Regions from separate parts of the Homo sapiens genome. Here region 1 is linked to region 2. The links are chromatin loops, found by intact Hi-C in ENCODE. Cell type or tissue: prostate gland. All regions are shown on one strand. Each heading gives the region's core, and the rest is flanking DNA. Links, peaks and the distances in the headings are about the cores only.

Evidence for each region. Peaks named below come from ENCODE experiments on the same cell type or tissue, not always from the same donor. Only the 100,000 strongest peaks of a DNase experiment are listed, where the experiment ranks them.
Region 1: it touches region 2 in a loop (2.9-fold over the local background); 2 of 110 quality-filtered maps call a loop at or near these places.

What each region holds. Positions count from the first base shown.
Region 1 is chr10:98,948,809-98,960,659 of GRCh38, forward strand. All of the region lies in intron 3 of HPSE2 (heparanase 2 (inactive)), which reads right to left. Among named protein-coding and RNA genes, the nearest start is that of MIR6507, 30 kb to the left of the region's middle. In prostate gland, for the core only: no CTCF peak of the experiment used is centred there; no DNase peak of the experiment used is centred there.
Region 2 is chr10:99,228,418-99,240,268 of GRCh38, forward strand. It overlaps HPSE2 (heparanase 2 (inactive)), which reads right to left and starts at 7,435. Exons shown (of 12, transcript NM_021828.5): 1 at 7,096-7,435; 2 at 3,931-4,088. The coding sequence starts at 7,385. RefSeq lists a silencer at 5,745-5,864 and enhancers at 8,012-8,512, 8,513-9,013. In prostate gland, for the core only: no CTCF peak of the experiment used is centred there; DNase peaks (open chromatin) are centred at 4,497 and 5,784; H3K4me3 peaks cover 3,582 bases; H3K27ac peaks cover 1,282 bases; H3K27me3 peaks cover 2,877 bases.

The sequences.
Region 1 (11,851 bases), core at 4,041-9,040, 280 kb before region 2:
TGATGACCCACTTCTACTTAATGAATAGTAAATATGTTTTCTCTTTCTTATGATTTTCTTAATAACCTTTTCTCTCTAGCTTACTTTATTATAAGAATATACAATATAATAAATACAACATATAAAATATGTGTTAACTGGCTGTTTATGTTATCAATAAGGCTTCTGGTTAACAGTAGGCTATTAATAGATAAGTTTTGGGGAAGTCAAAAGTTATGTGCAAATTTTTTGCTGCACGGGGAGTTGGTGCCCCCTCAACTCCCGTGTTTTCAGGGGTCAACTGTAGTCTGTATTTTAGACACACAGATAAGACTATTCCTTTCACCCACATACAAAAACAACAATAAAATAACCAAGTGTTTTAAAAGAATTTTTGTTTCTAACAATAATCCTTTAAAAAAAAAGTGTAATCCTCCAACACGCACACGCACACGCATGCGTGCACACACACACACACACACACACACAAATTCTAACCAGGTAGTTTACTTGAGGATTGTTAATATAGACCCTTACCCCTCCCCACAATGGATGTAACCCAAGGTGGGCCAATCAGTATTTCTATGGCATTTCTCACACCAGAGCTGGGGAAAAAATTCAGTCTTTCTCTGGTGGCAAAGTTGTGTCAGAGATGTAAAAAATAGGAGCTGCTAGTAACCAAGCTTCCAGCCATATGAAAAAAGCCAGTCTGACAAGATGAAGCTGACCAGAGAGCAGCAGAGTTTACAGATGGAATCAGGCAATTCTTACAACATTTTAGTTCCTGATGTCAGTAATTCCTGAGCCTCAATTGCACCCCTTTCTGAAGTTACCTGAATCAATAAATTTATATGGTTATTGTTTGTCTAAGTTGGACAGACCTGGGTTTCTATCATTTGAAATAAAAAGTCATGCCTAATATAGAAGATATTATTATTCCTGTTTTTTACACATAGGAAACCTAAAGTTCAAAAAAATTAAGTAAGATTATGAAGTCAGTTAGCGTTGGCCTGGAAGCACATGTGTTTTTTATAAAGACAAGTTGCATCCCACTGAAGAAAAAAGCAGCTAAAGGAAAGATATATAAAAAGAGGAAAACAGAACAGGAAGGCAGAAGTATGGCAAATGAACAAAAATGATAACAGCATTTATGTCAAGTTGAAACTTTAAAAATATCAAGTTTTCTTTATTAAGTTAGGAAACAAAACTCTTGAGAATCTTCAGGAACAGCTGATTCCATCCTAGTGTTTTTATTTTTTCTTTATATGGTATCCAGGTGCAGTTTAACTGGTTCTTCTTCTTTTAGTCTCTCACGTTGAGCTTCTCCATAGAGCATGATACAGCGTGGTAGCTTGCTTCATCAGAACAAGCAAGCAAGAAGGCAAAGAAGAGTGCCAGCAAGAAAGAGAAAGTCCTAGTAAGGTTAAAGTCCTAGTCTTTTGTAGCCTATATGAAGTGATAACCCGTATGTTTTGCCACATTCTGTTCTTAAGAAGCAAGTCACTAGATCCAGCCCACCCACACACAAGGATTACCCAAAGGCATAAATACCCAGGAGTAGGGATTAGTGGCAGTCATATTACAACCTGCCTGACACACTAGTGGTACTTGAAATATTAATAATAATGTATTTCACAATCCAAGTGTTAGAGTCATTGAAATACATTAGAAGGTACCCAGTAAATGTTTGTTGAATGATTAAAATGAATGGAAAAAATGATGCTATCCTTTTTGAAAAAATCAATTATAGTTTTCCTGCTATGTTCTCAATATTTCCTAATGTCTCTGACCATCTCTGTGGCTGCACCAACTTCTTTCATGCTGATTTTCTTAAAGTCAGGAACACAGAAACAATATAATTAATCTGGCATTTAATTTTGGTATTATGGTGATGGCGGAACACACCAGCACCTTTTACTTCAGTGCAATATTGACATATGTTCACTCAATAAACAAATCAGCATTCCCATCTCAAATAACTCATTCAAGAGGATAGGCAACTCAAATGTTAAACTATGAGTTGACAACATGCTACCTTTTCCAAAAACCATATAATGCCATTGTGATGCTTAGTTTCTTGAGAAGTAGCAAGACTCATCCACCCCATCTTTACTTGTTCTAACTATTGGTACCACTGTTTACACATGTACTGACCTCTGTCTGGCTTTCTGTGCCACTTTATGTCAGAGACTGTAATAAAAGAAAGTTCACGAGATGACAATCCAAGATAGGCCTGTAAGTACAAGTGACAAAAAAAAGTGGTGGTCAGCCCCTTTCTCATACTACTAGTTTAACTAGACAAGGTAGAGGGGCACAAGATGAGGAAGAAGATGAAAGAGCCATTTTAATAGCATGAGGAGATAATCACTGGCCCCTTTTCTTTTTTAAACCAAAAAGCACACTGTCAACTCTGGATGACAACAGTAAGACTAAAGAAATGCCGCAGACTTGTCTCCAACTAATAATAGAAGCAAAAGTATTTTTATCTTAGTTGGTACCATTAAGATGCCCTGATCATTCTTACAGAGCTGTTTTATTTTGTTTTTACAAGAAAATATACTGTCTTCATGAAGAAATGACAGTCAGCATGTGTGATACGTGGAGCCTCTGCACTAGATGTTCTTCCAAGGAAGTGTCCCTCCTTTGCATGCAAGAAAAGGGTCTGCTTTGGAGAAGCACCAGGGAAGTGACAAAAAAATAATACATGAGGTATAATATTTGGCCACATTGTGCACAGGGCCAGGAAGAAGGATGCAAAAAAGCCTAGTGTAGTTGACTTCAAAAAGATTTAGGAAGGCAGATAAACTACGTGTGCAGGAAAATGTGACAGTGGCTTTACTGGAAAATGGGAATTCTGAAGATGTTTAAAAGACTTGGTGTCTATGAGGATCTCTTAATCTCATAGGAATCCTGCATGCCATTTTTCATACTCATAAGCTCCCCAAAGGCAGAAACAGACCATTATCTCCCTTCATATTTCCAAGGATAGTGCCCTTTACAGGAGATGCTTACTAAATAATAATAAAGCTAACATTTATTCACTGCTCAGCCAGATTCTCTACTACAAGCTTAACAGATTATCCAACTAAATTCCCCCAGCCCTTTGAATAGGTATTACCATAAACCCCATCTTATAGATGAGGAAATGAAAGTTTAGGAGGTAATGTGACTTGCCTAAGTTCTTACAACTATATTGTGGAGCCAAGATTCAAGCCCAGGTAGCTGATTCCAAAGCCTTAACCACTTTTAACCCTATACCAAATGATGGCAGATTTGAATTGCTGTTCTTAGGTATACAAGTGGATCATGAGTGACCCCTTTCTGATTCTATTTCATAGGATTTTGTTTTTCACTTGTCATGGTCAGAAAAGAATAATCTACTGCCAGAGGTAAACTCCTTTTCACAAGTGAGGTGCTAAGCAGGTCACCTGTTTTTCCCGTGGCTCTGCCACTCCAGTGTGTGTAAAGAGGGTGTCAAGAAAATGTAAGACCATTGAGGAAGGATTCCCCGCTCAAAAGAATTTGTTTGTGTGTGTGTGTGTGTGTGTGTGTGTGTGTGTGTGTGTGTGTGTCAGGGTGGGTATAGTAGGGCAAAATGGGCAAGGGTTTGGAAGGTGGAAAGGAGTGGAAGGTGGGCTGCAAAAATGTCATTTTAAAACGGTAAATCCTTTCTTCCCCAAGTAAGACTTATCAGTCATTCACAACTCAATGTGAATTACTTTGATCAGTTTGCTTTTCTCTTAGAAACTAAAAGAATTCCTGTTGCTCTGGCCAAAGAAAATGACCAGCCACTGAGGACAAAAACATTGTATTAGTCTAGTCAGCTTGGGCTGCCATAACAAAATACCATATAATAAGTGGTTTAAACAACAGAAATTATTTTCTCACAATTCTGGAGGCTGGAAGTCCAAGACCAGGGTGCTAGTATGGTAGGGTTCTGGTGAGGGCTCTTTTCCTGATTTGCAGATGGCTACCTTCTTGCTGTGTCCTCACATGGCCTTCCCTTGGTGCATGTGCATGATCTCTCTTCTTCTTATAAGGCCACCAATCCTATTGGAATAGGACCCTACCCTGATAACCTAATTGAACCTTAATTACCTCCTAAAATCTCTGTCTCCAAATATAGTCCACATTGGGAGTTAGGGCTTCAATATACGAAATTAGGGAAGGTGGGGGAAGCAATTCAGTCCAAAGCAGTAGTGGTAGTAAGCTCTGACAAAGAATGATGACTGTGACACCCAACACACACTTTCTCTCCCCCACGACTTCTGCCAGGGCCTGGAATGAGTCCTTGAGACTGTTGCATAGTTGAAAAAAGATGCTGAAGGCTCCTGGTGGACAAGGGGAATATGTCTTAAACAAGAGAGCTGGGCTTCCTTCTGGTAGCAGGGTAAACCTGGCAACTCTAAGATGTTCCATAAAAGGCTCCAGCTGTAAGATTTCCGTGAGAGCTGTAAGTCATTTGGTGTTCTCCTCGGTGCAGGGGTCTTGGGATAGGATTCTTCCCACATGACTAGAACCTTGCTGACTTGGCCTTATCCCACACTGCACATGTCTAATCCAGTTCTGCCACTGTGACTACGACCCTTTGGCCTTATCAATGCCAGCTTACCTCACCATGTTTCTATCTAATACAGCAAGGACCTGGGCAGACTCAGCCATCTCACCACATCAAACTCTGCTCACGCTGCCTAGGTCTGGTCCCTTCTACCCCCGATCTAGGTCTGTGTTCTGTAGTATCCTGTATTATCTATCTAGCCCTGCTTGAGGGCTGTGGGCTCACTAGGTTCAGAGTACACGCTCCACATTGACGGAGTGGAAGGAGGAACTGTTTTGGAGCTTGAGGATTTGGGGAAGATGGTTAAGACATATTTGTATGCTACGTGGCAACTAGAGAGTGAAAAAAACAGGCATCATGGGGATGGTATAATATGGCCATATAGCAGGGAAACTGGTTAAAAACACAGGCTTTAGAGCTCAATAAACCTAGGTCTTCACCTCGGCTCTGCCTTTTGGTGACTACGCAACATTGAATACTCTATTCAACTCCTCTAAGCCTCAGCTTCTTCATCTTTAAACTGGAAATAACACCTCCAAATTCATGTTTTTGCCAGGATTGAAAAGGTACCATAATCAAAATGCTGATTATACTACCAAATCTATAATAAGCATTCAATAAATAGTAGTTATTACTATTGAGAAGAAATATGAACTGGGAAGAAAAGAGCACTAAGTTGGCCGGATGCGGTGGCTCACGCCTGTAATCCCAGCACTTTGGGAGGCCGAGGCAGGTGGATCACAAGGTCAGGAGTTCGAGACCAGCCTGGCCAATATGGTAAAACCCCATTTCTACTTAAAAAATATACAAAAATTAGCTGGGTGTGGTGGCGTATGCCTGTAGTCCCAGCTACTCAGGAGGCTGAGGCAGGAGATCACTTGAACCCGGGAGGCAGAGGTTGCAGTGAGCAGAGATCGCACCACTGTACTCCAGCCTAGGCGAGAGAGTGAGACTCCATCTCAAAAAAAAGAAACAAAGGAAAAAAAAAGAGCACTAAGTTTGGGGAAGGCTGTAAGCAGGAAAGTGAGGGGAAGTCCTAAAAATCCTCATTCCCTTTTCCATTCTATTGGGAGCCCTAGGACACTGAACGTGTCACTAAAAATCTTCCTGATTAAATTAACACTTGTGAGAGTTAACACATTAAGAATATTTAAGTTAATGAATGTTCCTTAGTTTTCCATTACTTTCAAAGTACTCTAAATCAGCATTTCTTATATCACCAGTGGTTGCCTCTGAATCATTTTTAATGTGTTTTTCTTTGTGGGGTCAAAAGAGATGGCAAGTTGAACACCTTTCGGCATCACGTAGCCACTGGGATCCTGAAAGCACTAACCTTACCCCATTGATCACTTTAGGAAGAAATAAATTGAATGAAAAAATTCCATTTGATTTGAGGCAACAGTCATAAACATAAGGTCAGTACAATATAAACTCCGCATTTTCCACCTTGTTTCGTTTCATTATATATATAGCTTAGGTTATGTGATAGTGAAACTACCAATAACCCAATTTGATTGGTGTACATGCTTAGAGATGACAGTGGATGTCTCCCAAAAAAACACTTAGAAGTGAAAGTTGAGTATTCAATACTCAGTGGATCTAAGCATCAATTTTATATATATATATACATATTTATATATATATATACATATTTATTTATATATAACTCTAAGGCTAGAAAGACCTATTTATATATATTACTCTATCCAAAAGAATGGTGATTCACTGGTCAGCCATGGAACAGAATCATAGAGACAAATGCTGATATAAGTGGAAGGAATTTTAACCTATGGATTTCATTCACTCAGCAATTTGTTATTAGACAACCTACAGAATAGGAGAAATTTTTTGCAATCTATCCATCTGAGAAAGGTCTAATATCTAGAATCTACAAGAAACTTGAACAAATTTACAAGAGAAAAACAAACAACCACATTAAAAAGTGAGCAAAGGACGTGAACAGATATTTCCCAAAAGTAGCCATTTATGTGGACAAACATATTTTTTTAAAAAGCTCAAAATCAGTGATCATTAGAGAAATGCAAATCAAAACCACAATGAGATACCATTGCATGCCAGTCAGAATGGTGATTATTAGAAAGTTAAGAAACAACAGATGCTGGTGAGGCTGTGGAGAAACAGGAATGGTTTTACACTGTTTGTAGGAATATAAATTAGTTCAACCATTGTGGAAGACAGTGGCGATTCTTCAAAGACCTAGAATCAGAAATACCATTTGACCCAGCAATCCCATTACTAGGTATATACCCAAAAGAATATAAATCATTCTATTATAAAGATACATGCACATGTATGTTCACTGCAGCACTATTCACAATAGCAAAGACATCGAATCAACCCAAATGCCCATCAATCATAGACTGCATAAAGAAAATGTGGTACATATATACCATGGAATACTATGCAGCCATAAAAAGAAATGAGATTATGTCCTTTGCAGGGACATGGATGGAGCTGGAAGCCATTATCCTCAGCACACTGATGCAGGAACAGAAAACCAAACACTGCATGTTCTCACTTATAAGTGGGAGCTGAACAACAAGAACACATGGACACAGGGAGGGGAACAACACACACCAGGGCCTCTCAGGAGTGAAGGGGAGGGAGAGCATCAGGATAAACAGTTGATGAATGTGGGCTTATTACCTAGGCAATGGGTTGATAGGTACAGCAAACCACCATGGCACACGTTTACCCATGTAACAAACTTGAACATCCTGCACATGTATCCCAGAACTTAAATTAAATTTTAAAAAAACAAAAACAAAAAGTAATTTGTTATTGAGTACCTATTAGACATTGTTTTCTCTCTGAAGACAACACAGTAAACAAGGAAGATGAGGACTCTTCCCACAAAGCTTATATTTAAAGCAGGAAGGACAAACAATAAAAAAAAGAAAATAATGAGAATTTCCAGTCATTAAACAAGCCATGAAGAAGACAAACCAGAGAATAATGGTATGATAGAGCATGGTGTGTTCAGGCAGGAAACATGATATGTTAAATTGGTTTGGAATAAGTTTGGCTGCATATACAAACTAACCTAAAATAACAGTGGATTAAGTAAGATAAAACTTATTTCTCTCTCATTTAAAAGAAGCATAGAGGTAGATAGCTCGGGGCTATTGTAGAGCCTCACAAATTCATCAGAGACTCAGGCTTTCCAAATCTCTACCATACCTAGTGAATACCCTTTCTCCCATGGTCTAAGATGGCTACTAGAGCTCAGCCACCACATTAGGTATTCCAGGGAACACAACAGATAGAGAAGAGGAGAAAGAAGAATACACTTCTTTCCTTTTACAGTTCCTTTCAAAGTACCACAGTACAATTTGGTTTACATTTCATTAGCCAGAACTTAGTCACAGGGCCACACTCAGCTGCAAGGGACGTTGGAAAATATAGTTGCTCAGCTGTGTGGCAATGTGCCTAACAAAGAAAGGAAGGCCTCTCTGAGGAGTCATATGACCTGAAGCCTCAACGATGAAAAGGTAGCCATGAAAGGATCTGGAGACGAAAGGTTTCAAAGAGGAGAACAAGTGCAAAATCCCTGAAGTGGGAAAGAACTCTGTATACCTTAGGAATCACAAGAAAGCCAGGGCACTGGTACAAATTGAATGAGAGAGTGTGCAGGAAAACAGTCTGTTGCATTCCAAGAGTGATGCCATATTGAAGTGAAACCACCATGATGACTAATGTTGCATACCAACATGTTCTGCAGCAAAGTCTTTGAACAATACTTGTAGCATAGATAATTCCCCCATAAAGATGCTTATCTAACCTCCCCAGTGGTCGCAAGTTTGGCAAGAAAGTCTGAGGTATGACCAGCTGCACATGTCTTTACACTAAAAGCATGCTATATGAAGGATACTTTCTAGAGGGCAGGTGTGAGGATCCACTATCTAGCAGCTACCCAAGAAATGGCACCTCTTTGTAAGTCCCTATTAAATGTTTCTTTCTGAGAAACTGGCTTTGTCAGCCTCTTTCTCTGGCCTCTCAGCTCCCTCGGCCTTCAGGGGTAGCTTTGCATAGACCTGCTCACTGTTCTCACTGCAGAACAGAGTGCTACAGCATGAAGTCAGAAGACTGGCATATTAGACTTAATAATAAGTCATGGTAATAAGTTTAGATTGGAGTATTTCCAGTCCCCTTGAAAGGGCCATGCCCATTATGATAGGAAGGGTAAGGCTGCCTTAGCCTGAGCCATCAAACATCCAATTTATCTAAGTCTTCTTGTTGTAAATGCATGCCCACACAGCAGTCTTCTGATTCCATAGCTCTATTAATAACGTGGCTCTGGTTCTTGAGTCTCACTCTCTCTCTCCCGACTTCCTTAGCAGCTTTTCCCAATTGTGACTTTGGAGTGCTTGGGCTTTAACAAGATCATGTAGGCATGCCATGAACAGAGATACAATTCAAGGTAGTTAAATCTTAAATTCCCTCAAAATAAACACATCAGTCAAGTAATATAAGATTTCATTCTTGGCTTCCAAGAAAAATATCCAGAAAAGGCTCTCTTAACCTTCGTTTGCAATAAAATAAACAGCTCAACAGTTTCCCTTCGGATTCGCCCAGATTTCATACAGGGGTTTGTGGGGAGTGTTCACATCTGCAGAGAGAAGAAAGGGAACAGCTGGAGAGGTTGTCTCTTCTTCCAGCATTTGCTCTCTGTAAACTCTGATAATCTGAGTCACTGATCTTCCAGAAAGTTCAGCTGTTTAAAGATGGATCTAAATTCCCAAGAGATTAGTAGGATTGTGAACAAAATAATGCCCTATAAGGCTAGTGTCTCAGAGGGTTTTCTTTGTCTATGTCACTCACTGCACACTCAAATGCACACACATATATTTACACATACACATATTTGTATACATATACAACAGCTAAAGCAGGCCAAGTAATTTGCATATGAAACAATTTTAATACATGTGCAGAACCTGGCAGGTTAAAGACCAAGTTAAAGTCAAGGATTAGTCAAACAGATAACAAGGTTAAAAAAAAATGCAAGGAAGAGGTCACACAGAGAACTGTGGAACAAAGGAGACTCTAATGCAACAGGAAAAGTTGAACTTTGATTAAATGAATAAATAATGATAATGATTATTATGCATGCTATCTATTATTGAGCATTTACTACATGCTAAACAATTAGCACATATTAAATGAAATAAGGCTTATCTCATTTAATAAAAATAACCTTAAGAGACAGGCAGTATTATTATAACTGCTTTATAGTTAAAGAAACTATAGATTCTTTAACTAAAGATTAAATTTCTTGCCAAGACCTGAGAAACAGTAAGTGACTGAGCTGAACTCTAGTCAGATCTGCCTAACTAAACCCTGTGCTCTAACAGCTTCTTATGCTTATATGATACTTATATGCCACATGGGGTAGGAAGGACAATGAAAAATGTAAACTTAAGCTACATTAATATTAAAAGTTTATAGTATTTCTACTGGATTAAATTCCTATTATACCTCACCTGAAGCATAATATCAAATTAGGAACCAAATTTAACAACACAGACTTTTAGAGTTAGAAAGTACTGGCTCCAACCACTGCTAGCTATGTGACCCTGGCTAGTTCCATAAGAGCCTCAATTTCTCCATCTGAAGTGGGAAAAATATCTATTTTAAAGAGTTGATGTTAAGAGCAGAGATAATGTATATGAAGTCAAAACCAATGTTTAGCATGTAGTAAGCATAGAAGGCACTACAAATATGAAAGGCAATATATTTACTATTATTCCAAGAAGAAGGTGACTAGGACATAGATCATGTTTTATAAACATTAGCATGAGATGTAAATTCATATTTTCTAATGGAGTGCTTTCATTATTACTTTGCATTCTGCTACAAATTACAATTCTTAACATTCCTAAAGCTGGGCTCTTCTGAGGCAAACAAAATAGATTCTATAAACCTAATAATTTCACATTCCCCACAGAACAGAAAAGGATTCTCTCCAGTTTCTTGTCAAAACTATCTCTGGAAAAAAAAAAAAAAAAAAAAAGGCCAGTGGATAGGAGGCCCAGTGGCTGCTGATGTCCTGCCAAATCCAAACACCCATATATCTTCAAAGGTCTAGCTCATAAATAAATAACACTTTCTGTCTTGACTGACAGCATTTATCTTGGATTTTAAAGCATCAAAGCACTGTTTGTGCCCAAAACGTTTTGTGAAATGATACTAATGTGTTCAATGATCTACATTTGAGAGGCTGTATTTCTGAAGCTGATAAACTCCAGCAAAATCTCCCTAGTGAAGTCTATTTCCAGTACATAAACTTCATCTGCATTTGAAAAGGCATCCATTATTCACATCTGCGGAGGCATTTATAGTTTAAAGCAGACACATGGTCAGATTGGGGGTGGAGGCCTTCATCTATGTAGAGACAACTAGAAAGAAGGCATTAGAAATGTGGGAAAGCTGACACTAAGCTCATTTTTACATCTAGACCCAAGATGAATTCTAGGGGCAGAAAAATAAAGCTATGAAATAAGAGCAAGTATCCCTCCTCCTCTTCTTTCTCCTTTTTCTATTGCTACCATAGAAGCCAATATGCTTCTGCAAAGTTTTTTCCCCCCACAGGAATATCCTTGCCTCAGATTCTGCCAGTCAAAAGCCTCAGACACCACTTCTTCCATAAACTTTGCCTCTTTCCTTCCTGCTGAGATTATATCCATCAAACCTAAAATCTGGACTGTTGATTCACCAAAATACTTCCAAGGAAGTGAGACTGGTACCACAAGTGGTTAAGGGATGCCATGAAATAACATTGAATCACATAGGAGAAAGTTATTCTATTTTCATTGCTTTTTCTGAATTTCTGATTTGTTAAGAAGCATGTCTCACTGCCATGCTAGTATGTCATTAGCACCTCTCCCACAGTTGTTAAGAGTTCTTGTTACAAAGACTCAGTTTCAAAGCCAAGGAACAGGCAATACTACCTAGATAGAATTTAATAACACCATTTTGTTTATACTGTCTTTATTTTTAGTTACGGTCTATTTATGGCAACTGAATTGTTTTTCCATTTATAGTAGTAAAATAAAGTTTACTTTCTAAATTCATTTATTTACATTATTCGAGTTAAAAAGATTAATCAAGAATAAAATTGTATGCAGATAAAAAATTATGAAAAGGGGCTGAGAATGAGTAAATGTGGGAGATACTAATTATTATACAACCTGAAAACGGAAGTTTAAACTGTATCCCCCTACTACCCCAAGGCAGAGCTAATCTATCCCTCCTCTATAATTCCACAGCCTTGTTTGTATATCTAATACAACA
Region 2 (11,851 bases), core at 3,875-8,874:
TACATCTTCATTAAAGATGCAGTTATGGTCTTAAAAAAACATGCATACAAATAAATCACATTGAATACAATACAAAGAGGGGAAGACTGGAAAAAAATAAACTTAAGAACAGAAGAATAACCCAAGATTTCCTTGTTGAGAGCAGGTAAAGCATAACATTACATAGAACAAAAAGGAAGTTAGGCAACAGTAAGATTCCTTGGGTATAAAGAACAACTCTATTTTTACTTCTTCCATCATCACTATTTGTGTATATAATTCAAGGTGCCTAAGCATAGAGTAGAATAGTTAACTGCATTAAAGGAGTAACCAGTGAAGCTCCCAAAGTGATACATAAACAGTGGTTTTACAAAGTTAGAGAAAATACAGTTGCATTAATGTGCTCAGAAAGTATCTGGAAAACAGAAGACACATGAGTTGTTAATTGCATTATTAATTCATGGGAAAACAAGGGGAACAACAAAATCACATCGGGGCCAGGCACAGTGGCTCATGTCTGTAATCCCAGCACTTTGGGGAGGCTGAACTGGGCAGATCAGTTGAGGTCAGGAGTTCAAGACCAGCCTGGCCAACATGGTGAAATCCCATCTCTACTAAAAATACAAAAATTAGCGAGGCATGGTGACGCACACCTGTAATCCCAGCTACTGAAGAGGCTGAGGCACGAAAATCACTCTACCTGGGAGGTAGAGATTGCAGTAAATCAAGATAATGCCACTGCCCTCTAGCCTGGGCAAAAGAGGAGACTCCATATCGAAAAAAAAAAAAAAACTTATCAGGGTAGCAATATAAACGGATTAACCAGAAAAGTGGAAGCTTTTTGCTCAATGCTACAACTATCCATTCATTTTAACATTAGTACATAACAAAAGCCACCTTTGGTTCTCAACTCTGTTCCTTAAAGATAATTCTCCTTACATTCTCTCAATCCTCTCAGGTAATTCCATAAATCTACCTTCTGCCTTCTGTAAAAGCTTCAGTCTCATTAAATCTTACTCACTCCTTAATCCCACTTTAAAACATTAAATATATATTAGAAATTTGCTGAAGTTGCCTTTAATGAATGTAAGAATCCTTACCTTTCTTATAGTGTTGTGCAGTCAAAAAAATAACTTACAAACATTACCTCTTAGAACCTTCAGAGAAGCAAGGTACAGCAGGTAATCATCATCATCCACATGCTATAAACAGTAAGCCCTGGGCCACACATTCATAAGTCATAGGGCCAGGCATGCAGTGCAACCTTCCTAAGTCCAAATTCCATTTTCTCTTCACTGTATCATTCAGTTTCATAATGTGCCAGTAGGTATATCTTATTACTCAAAATGTATGTTGTTATTCTGTACTACGTCTAAGTAAATACATTTTTTAATAAGATGCCTTTATGCCCAAGTGCTTACTACAGGACCATTTCCTAAGAAGGCTTAATTACTTTAAGATGCTCATGATGATAACAGTTATCACTAGATGAAAAGGGACAACAGAAGCATAATGTTTTCAAAATTGCTGAGACTATACCAAGAACATTTTGCCTTGAATTCTGCAATGCAACATGCAACAACAAAGACAGTATGGGTAATTTAAGGATATGTGAGCTTCAAAGGGCAGAAATAGGACATTCTCATTCTCTTTAACTCTGCTAAAGCCTCAAATACTGATATAGTTCAGAGCATCTTATTACTAGGAAAACATAAATCAAAAGGAGTTCGGCTAGGAGCAATAAAACAGATTAGTGTCTGGAAGGACTGACTTTAAAGAAAGTTTTAAAAGAATTAGATCCAGGTAGTCTAGATAAAAAACAGCTATGAGGAAACATTTTTTTTTAAGCTAACACTCACACCAAAGGCAGAAATTATTTTGAAGATAGATGTCTAAAAAATGCAAACAGGAATAATTGTAAATCCTTATAAAGGGAAAATTCAGGAGAAATTTCCCAGCAAAAGCTTATGGGACAGAAGAACTCTCTCCCCTATGAGTGGTGAAAAACTACATTCCTAGAGATATTTAATGCCAGGTTGGACAAAACAAGAAAAGGATTCCATATGGAATGATCCTATACTGGCCCCTAACGTGATAGAGGACTGAAGGTAACCTCTTAGATCTTTTCCGTTTATGTTTTTTTTTTAATTTTATATAGTTTTACAGGGCACTGCCTTCTGCCAATTTCTTTTCTCCCCATGATGCCCACTTTCTCCTTTCACAAAGGGAAACAAATTGTAGCCTTCATTTTAAACAGATCTCATTGTTCTCAGTGTAACATAATCCTAGGTACAAAGTTGGGAGAAACAGACCAATTTCTAAACTTATAATGGTCCTTTCCTCCCTCCCTCACCCCCAGCAATTCCTGGGGCTCTTACAAGTTTTCCCACAAACTAAAGAGGAAGTAGTTCAAATGGATTGGAAGAAGAAAAACCATTAATATCAGAAAAACCATTAATATTCTCCCTTCTTATGTCTGATCACAGAGCTGACAGTGACCCTGGGAGCTATAAGGTTCTGGGTCAAATTACCATAGGAGGTGCTGTTAAAGACTATCTTTTACCTTTCAGCATTTATGCTGAGTGACAGCAAAAGTCTACTTGCAATCCATACTTTCATAGCAATGACTTTTATCTTTGAAAAGATATAGCCTTAAACACCTACATGCTTTGGCAAATGTTATAAAAGAGTAAGTCCTAGTCATGCTCCAAACTCAAGAAGCCTTAGCCTTGCCCTCTTTCTCTATTCTGGCACTTAAAAAAAAATGTTCCTCTGCCACCCTTGAAATACATTCCAATACCTCTCCAGAAGTACTTTTCAATGAAGGCCCAAGAAAATACAAGGGCATTTGCTCCTTTAGCTGATTTGTAAGGACAAGATATAACAAAATTCAGAAGGCTCTGAAAATCTGTCCCTGAGCCCTTTACATATAAAACTAGTTTACTTATAAGAAGGAACAGCAACGGGGATGATAGCCCTCCAAGAATGGACACTAATGCCTCTTCTATCCAATCTTAACAGTGTCAATAGCTCAAGAAACGCCAATACCCTCCATCGTGCCTCTTTGAAAGTACATCCCTCCACTTAAACAGGAAGTTCATAGATGTTAACACCTAACCTTCTAAACAAAAAATTTTCAATAGCATTTTCATTTTTTATCCCTAGTAAAAATGAGACCGTTCAAACCAAAAAAGATTGGCCTCTCAGATTGAAATAAGATTTCAAGTTTTCAAAGCCCTTCCAACACTTATCTAATCCCGTCAGGAAAGAAAGCTGGCATTTGTAATCCCATTTTAAAACAGAAAAAAAAAAATGCAACTCTGAGATTAGGCAATCTGAAGAAGAACTAACTGTGGAGATTTCCAAACCTTCCTCAACAAGGGACCAATTTAAAAGGGATTATTCCAGAAAACTTTAGAGTGGGTTTCAAAAACGGCTGAATTCCTTCTGTACCCTAATCACAGGAAGGCAAGAAATAAGAAAAACAGAAAGGCACTTTGCCTAGAATTTTAGCAATGAAATATGACTCTGACCTTTAATAATCTATGAACCTGGCTGAATTTTCTCAAAAAACCTGCTGCATCTACACCCCGCAGGAACAGCCTGTTAAGCAGTTTGGGCTACCAGCTCTCAGCCTCCAAGACAGCCGCCCAGCAAAAGGCCGGCAGCTGGGTGAGAACAACCTGGAGAACCCCCTTTGCGCAATGAGGTCAGGAGTTCCACACTGCAGTGTCTCCTCATCTGAAGCTTCCAACTTTTCATTTTCAGGCGAGGTGCAACCAGGCTCTCCAAATCTGCCCCAACGCGCGCGCGCGCATACACACACACACACACACACACACACACACACACACACACACGAACACACAGACACACGAACACACAGATACACAAACACAGCGGGTGCTTGCTTCCGCTCCCCAAATAAAGAATGGTAATCAAGTTTCTCACCATCCTCATAGTTTTTGAGATAGTAATCCGGGCCCGGGCCCCCGCGGCTTTTCGCCGGGTTCCTCAGGTTCTGGAACTGCAGGAAGTCGGTCCTTTTGCCCCCGAAGCGCAGAAAGGCGGGCGAAAGTCCCCGGGCCAGGGTCACCAAGCGCTTGGAGCTGCAGAGGAAGAGAATAAGAGAGGAAAGGTTCCCAGGACAGGACGAGAGCGCGTGGGGCACGGAGAAGGGCCCTCTTCCTACTCCCTGAGGGCGACCTGGCCGGGGCTAGAGGCTCTGTGCCTGCCCCAGCCGGCAGTCCACGCTGGCCCTTGGCCGCTGCCCTGCGCCCCAGCCCGCCCTCACCGCCCGGCTCTGGGGGCTGTGCCTCCCGCTTCCAGACGCCCGCAGCGGCCCCCTCCCGCAGACACCCAGATCCTGATCTCCTAAAGGCTACAGATAGTGTTTGTTCATAGAGTGTTTGTATGGGGTGGGTGTACGTGCTACGAGCACGGCGCTAAAGCGCAGTTGCCCGGCTTCTGCCACTGCCAGGAAAGCGCTCCGGGCGGAGACGCGCTAGGCGCGCCTACCTCTGGCTTCCGACCGTTGCCAAAAACTTGTATGCTGAAAGCCGGCATTGCCTCCGCAGCCCCAGGGGCCCCACAAACCTCCGTGCAGGAGGTGAAACCTGCCTTGTTTCTCTCAGACCAGGCCCGGCGCCTGAGCTTAAGTGGATTCCTACTTTCTTTCTTTTAATGTCCGAGTTGATTTTCCTTTTTCACTATATTGTAAAAACTGCATTGTTTCCCAAATCCCCGGACGGAGAGATCCCCAGGGTAAACCCTCGCCTTTCCAAGAACACTTCTCCACTCCCGCACCACCACCACCACCACCACACACACACACAGTAAAGGCAAAGTCTCTTTGGCCCCTGAAATAATTCCGCCTGATCTCAGGAAAGGTAACATCCTCCTCCCCACCCCACCCCCGAGTTAGGCTCCATCTTTCTTCTTTCCCACTTGGGGCCGTTTGGAACCGCTAGGGAAAATGAAGCTTGCCGAAATGTGGAACCTGCGCGTTATGGGATACTAAATGAGCACAAAACAATAGCATTTGCATCTATTTAAGGTCAGGATTTCCATCAATAGGTTTTTTAAAAGCCAAAGGCTGCTGCTTTGGGAAGGAGTAGAAAAGGAGCAATGCAGATACTGATAATGCAGAGGGGATCAGCTGTTGAGTTCCGGGTCTGTAAATTATTTTTTAACGCTTTACTGTTTCAGATTCTGAAAACCCAAATCCACATGGTGACGTTAAAGAGCATCATAAAGGAGGTGGATACGAGAAAGAAAAAACAGACTCTGCTTTTGGAGAGTTTTTTGAGAAGAGACGTGGCTACCCCAGGGTCTTGTAACCAGAATGGTCGTTTGGCAGAAGTCTCCGGGACCGCACTCCAGGACAGGCACAGTCAGGGCGTCGCGTGGGCCTACTGTGGCAAAGGAGACGTCCGCGCGAATCCGGTCCTGGGGAAAGGGCAGTTCCAACAACCTTTCATCCAGAAGCCTGCACAGCCAATGCGAATGCGCCCCGCCAGGACTTCTTCCCCGAAAATCTGCCTTCCAGACTCTTTTCTGAGGCAGGAAAGCATTAGGCGAACAGGCAGATTTTTTAAAAAAAGAAAGAAAGCTGGTGGGGGAAAGGGGGTCTGCGCAGCTGAAGGAGTTCAATGAAAGTGGGACAAGCGTTGCGGAAAACTCCGTTGCACCCTACATTCGGACGAGCTCATAGACGCGCTCTGCTGCACGAAAGAGCTTTCGAAGAGGAAGCTGGGCCGCGCGGAGCTGGCTGTTCCGCCCTCGCGGCAACCGCACCAACAGGAACCGAAACGGCCTCGGCAAGGGCAGCTACAGCCTCTCAGTCCTCCGGCTACCTTTCCTCCACGTGGAAGGAGCGCTCCACGTGGCGCCTCCCGCTACCTGCCGCGTCCGCAGACCCGACCCGGGCCAGGGGGACAACCCCAAGAGCTGAGAGGCGGGCGCACCTCAAGAAGCAAAACTCGAATTTCGCAAGGAGTGAAAAATACGAAGGACGCACAACGGACCTGGCCTCGGGGCAAAGTGGGACTGAGAGCGCTGAGGGCTCTTCGAGGGGAACCCACAGCTGAGGCTCCAACTTGTAGGGAATTTTTAAAAACTCAACACTTGGATTCGACATTGCAGAGGATTTATTTCTTATTTTACACTGCAACTCTGTCCCTGATGGGAAGGGATCGCAGTTGCCTAACTGCCAAACTGCAACAACCCGGGAAGAGTGTGAGCCCAATTAGATTACAAGCCCTAGAGCAAAGGGGATCACAAACCTCCGGGTTTGCTAATCTGCTGGTGCGGAGTTCAGATCTCCGAAGCCTCCCTGGAGTATTTCTAGGACTCTTACCGCTTCCCTTATAACGCTGTGACCCCAGCGAGGATTTTTTTTTTCCTTTAAAGAAAAGCTAAACTGTGCAGTTACCGCAGGAGATTTAAGGAGGAGGAACTGGCGGGGGGAGGGGGGCATTCCGTCTATAAAAAGCGCCTTACAAAGTCCTGAAGTCTGGAAATGACAGCGGAGGATATAAAATAAAAAATTTTAACTCCGATCCAACTTGCCCACCACTCAAGCCTCTGCTTAAATTCGTTTTCTGAGAGTGGGAGAGAACTGACGAAACGATCTTTCCGTGGAAAATTCCAGTTTCGTGCAATCCCGCTTGAACACTCACACACACACACTCTCCTGTCTCACATACACACACACACACACACACACACACATACCCATTCCTTTCAGCTCTTTGTTGTTTGAGACCTTTTCTTCGCTTTTGTAACTGCTCTGAACCTCTTGTTTCTTTTTCAGAAGTAGACGGGAAGGCTAATTGTGGATATATGTAAGCACAACATTTTTTCAGTCATAACTGATAAGTTTCTGAAATGCCTTCTGCATTGCAAACATGTGCATCTTAATAGAAAACATTGCTTTTCTCAATCACTAGTTACAGCCTCACAGCACACAATCCAGGAGAAGGAAAACCTCTTTTCTTCTCTTTGAGAGATCTGCTTGGCTTATTTTCTTCTTTCCCCTTTGGAATGGGGGATAGGAAGGGCTTGAGGGGGTGTTACTAAAAAATTTTAAATGATCCATCGAAACCCCTGCCTTACCTTAGGAAATCGAGCCAGCCATCATGAATGATGGACGGATCCAGCTGCAGAGAGAGGAAGTTCTCATTGACTGTCCTGACTGGGTTCTTGGTGCTCACATCAAGTAGAATCAGGGTCTTTTCCTTCAAACCTGCAGCTCTGTCTACAGGCAAGGGTCTCCTGTCTCCAGCCTGGGAGGAAAGGGAGAGATGGAGCAACAGAGCCAAGTAGAGAGCCCCCGGGGCTAGGCACGCGGGGGGGCGGGAGTTGCTGGAGGGCATGGCTTCAGGGAAGGCACAAAGCACCCTCATTCAATCCCTCTGATTTAAACCTCTCTTCCTACTGGGTCTCGCTAGTGACTAATTGTCCTTATCTAAAGTGTGTGTCTGTCCGCCTTTTTCCCCCCTTTTTTTCCCTTCCTCCCACCACCCCCCCAACACACACACACTCTCTCTCTCTCCCGCTCTCTCTCTCTCTCGCTCGCTCGCTCGCTCGTTTTGTTTTTTTCTTTTTTTTTTTTAATTTTTTTTAATTTTTTTTTTCAGTGTTTTGGTGCTGGTGGAGCGAACTCACGCCCCTAGCCAGCCTTCCCCGTGACTCTTGCCAAGAGAACTCGTACACCGGCACCGCCCCTTTAAGAGATTTCTACTGCAGACATTTTTTAACTTTTTAAAGGTAAGGGGAGGGGAGCAGGCGGGAAGGAGGAGAAAAGGGTGGCGTTGTACCCTCCTAATTTAACCCTCTAGGGTCAGGAAGCAGAGGGAGGAATCCAAACCATGCCGTTGTACCGTCTGGGTACAGAGCAAAGGGTCTCGTTTTTACGTCCTTCCCTGAGAGGCTCTGGAGGGCGGTTCAAGCTCCGACTCCGACCCGAAAGCCCCAGCGCCAACCCGGGACGCGCTGGGATAGAGTTCCCACCGACAGCACGCTTGTTTCTCCTGACAGCGTCAGGCACTTCGTCCGCTCAGGGCCCTTTTCTGGTTGAAGCAGCAATACCAAGGGCGGTTAAGTTGCAGAGGGGTCTTGAGGCGGTGATTCCTGTCAAAGCATAGAGCCCTGAAGGACATTCCCCGAAGAGGAGCCCTGATCTCTGTGACGCGTTGGATAGCCACACCGAAGCATCCTCTGACCTCCATAGGGCAAAGAGTAGCAAGAAGGAAAAACATAGTGACCTGGTCAAGCAGCTTTTCCGATCCGAGGGCCAAAAGGGACATGCGCCCTCGCTCTGCTCTGCTCTTCCCGCAACCGAGGAATAAGCGTCTTGGGAGCGTCAATACATGCTGGCTTTGGCCAAGTCGAAGCTACCTGAGCTGTGCTTGGATAGTCAGGGCGGCTCTGCGTCCAACTGTGCCACTTCTTGGCCACTCTATTCTGCTGCACAGGTAGAGTCCCCCCTCCAGACCCTCCTGGAGGTCAATCCTATACTTAGCCCTCCTGCAGGGAAGTGCGCCTTTACAGTGCCAGATGGGACCATAGTGACACTTTCGGGTTTCCATCTCGGCCCCCAGTCAAAACCAGAGTCACATAGCCCTGGATGGGGAATAACAGCCGGAAGCCGCTGTGATGCACGACCCGCCGCTGCTCATTGAGCTTCCACCCCACAACAGCTTGCAAATTGAACTCTAGGTCCTATCCTGAAGCGCGGGAAAGGGATCAGGCACAGTTTGCTGCAGTCACATTGCTGGGCCCCACTTTCGGCTTCTTTCTGAGACAAAATGGGACTTCTACTTGGCAGATGAAGGGAACTACTTTATGTAGTGCGGGCAGTCAGAAACGCAGAAGCGTCCAGGGCCCTCCTTGGTATCAAACAAGCAAAACCCTAAAATGCAGAGCAAGGGTTTTCCCCAGAAGTGGATGGACAAGGGTTAGTCTTAAAGCCCAGCAAACGCTGTAATAGCAACCTGTATCCTCTTACCTCCACCCAGACCAGGATTAACAAATCTGAAAACAGCTGGAATAGATGACCTTCAACTGAAGTTCCCTGAAAAGCCTCTACCAACCTAAGCACCCAGGAAATCGAGATTATGTTGCATTCATCTGTGAAGCGCCATGACGACCTTCTAGAAATAGGACTGCATAAGATGAGGATATGGGAGAAAGCAAATGCAAGTCATATTATTTAAAGATGATTTTTTTAAATCAAGCTGTTACATAGTGAAGTATTGGATGTTGGCTCCAGCCCTAAGGCCTGTTTCCTTCAGTTCCTGAACATTTCTAAGACATCTAGATCCTTTAAACTGTGTGTGTGTGTCTGTGTATGGGTGTGTGGTGTGACATAAATTTCAGTCGAAATTCTTGTAATTTTTAAGTATGTATTGAGCACCTCTTAGAGATGGCAACAGCCTGGCGGGCAAACACTTTTGCCTTTGTGTTCCCAGACTGGAGCACTTAGTAGGCACTCAATAAATTCTGTGAAGTAAATTAATGGTAAATCCAATCATGCTCAACACACTGAAATAATATGCCCCTCTCCAGAACAATGTGAAAAATAAATACTTTTATTTGTCATAGTAAATTATGTTTTGGGTCTCTGTTCAATAATTTGTTTTCCCAGTTATTAACATTTTCCTGGCCATCTCCTTCAAAAAATACTTAACGTGTAAAGCCATTAGTTCATTTGCTATACTAAGAATTTTTAAAATTATATATTTTTAACAATGAGCCAGATTTTCCAAGGGCCTAAAATACCCTTGGCTTACAAGTGAATGCACTTTTAGAAGCCATGTTAATTGGGACCAATGGAAGACAATTTGAATACGTATATCCACTAGATGTCTATAATTAATACCTTTCAAAAATACCTATTCTTGTGACCAAGAATGAACTTGAGTATAATGAGAATGCACATAATTATGAATTTTCACCATTTTTGCTTACTGACCTAACTACTCTATAATGGTTTATTGGCCTAACTAAGTAGTATTTAATGTTTTCATCAGAATCTGTATGTGGTATTAAAATCAAAACCAACAAAACAAAGTGCTTGTTTTCTTAATTCCTGATGAAAACCATTTCTCTAGTCTAGCCATTGAAATTCTAAGTCATTCTATAGAGGACATCAGGGGAAAGAAATAACTGATATTTAAGAGGTTAGCCCTCGTTGGTCTCTAAGATGATTTGATTGTTTGGTGCTTTGGTTTAGTTTGGGTTTAGATCTCCAGAGATACTCTGCAAATAGCTGCCACACATATACCATATCATGGTTTTTGTCTTGCCTCTTATCTATTAATATGCTGTAAGTAGTTCATTAGTAATCAGTATATTAGATTGATGTTTCTATCCTATCTTCTGTGTGCTAGGTGACAGCAATCTGCATCTCTGTTTTGTCTTAGATTGTAACTTCCTAGAAGACAAGTATTGGGCCTCTGTATAAAATATGAACTGTCAGGCCAGGCACAGTGGCTCACATCTGTAATCCCAGCACTTTGGGAGCCAAGGCAGGCGGATCACCTGAGGTAAGGAGTTCGAGACCAACCTGGCAACATGGTGAAACCCCGTCTCTACTAAAAATATAAAAATTAGCTGGGCATGGTGGTGGGCACTTGTAATCCCAGCTACTCAGGAAGCTGAGACAGAAGAATTGCTTGAACCTGGGAGGAGGAGGTTGCAGTGAGCCAAGATGGAGCCATTGCACTCCAGCCTGGGTGACAAGAGCAAGACTCTGTCTCAAAAAAATAAAAAGTAAAATTAAAATTAAAAAATAAAATATGAACTCTCAGGAACTAGATGCACTGATGTCTCCTTGGAAACGCTCTGCTTAGTGTCTACTGAATGGTCTTCATAGATAAATTGCTTTGATATCTAAGAGCCCAGGTTCCCAGAACTGTAAGAAAACGTGAAGATTAACTGATTCAGTGATTTCTAGACTTTGTTTTTTCAAAATAAATATTAGTTAATGGGGAGGAGTGGACATAATGTTTGTCAAGGTTTTTTTTTTTTTTTTTTTTTTTTTTTTTGAGACAGAGTCTCGCTCTGTCGCCCAGGTTGGAGTGCAGTGGCACGATCTCGGCTCACTGCAACCTCCACCTCCGGGGTTCAAGCAATTCTCCTGCCTCAGCCTCCCAAGTAGCTGGGACTACAGGCGCACATCGCCACGCGCAGCTAATTTTTTGTATTTTAGTAGAGACGGGGCTTCACCGTGTTGCCTAGGCTGGTCTCAAACTCTTGAGCTCAGGCAATCCACCCACCTCAGTCTCCCAAAGTGATGGAATTACAGGCATGAGCCACCACGCCCAGCCCCGTTTGTCAACTTTTTATATTATCTAGTAAGGACCTTAATAAAAACTGTCAACTACTTATCTCTATTACTTTCCAAAAGAAAGGAAAATTTTAACATCTGAACAAAAGCTAAAATGACATGTCAAAATAAAGAGCAGTTGTTTAAACTGAGTAAATTTAGCTTTATGAAAAATCCCGGCCAGGTGCAGTGGCTCACGCCTGTAATTCCAGCACTTTGAGAGGTCGAGGTGGGTGGATCACCTGAGGTCAGGAGTTCGAGACCAGCCTGACCAACATAGTGAAACCCAGTCTCTACTAAAAATACAAAACTTAGCTGGGCATGGTGGTGGGTGCCTGTAATCCCAACTACTCAGAAGGCTGAGGCAGGAAAATCACTTGAACTCAGGAGGTGGAGGTTACAGTGAGCCGAGATCATGCCATTGCACTCCAGTCTGGGCGACAAGAGCAAAACTCCATCTCAAAAAAAGAAAAGAAAAGGAAAAAAAGAAAAGAAAAATCCCTATATTATTATCATTTCATCTCAGACAAGTGGAAATAT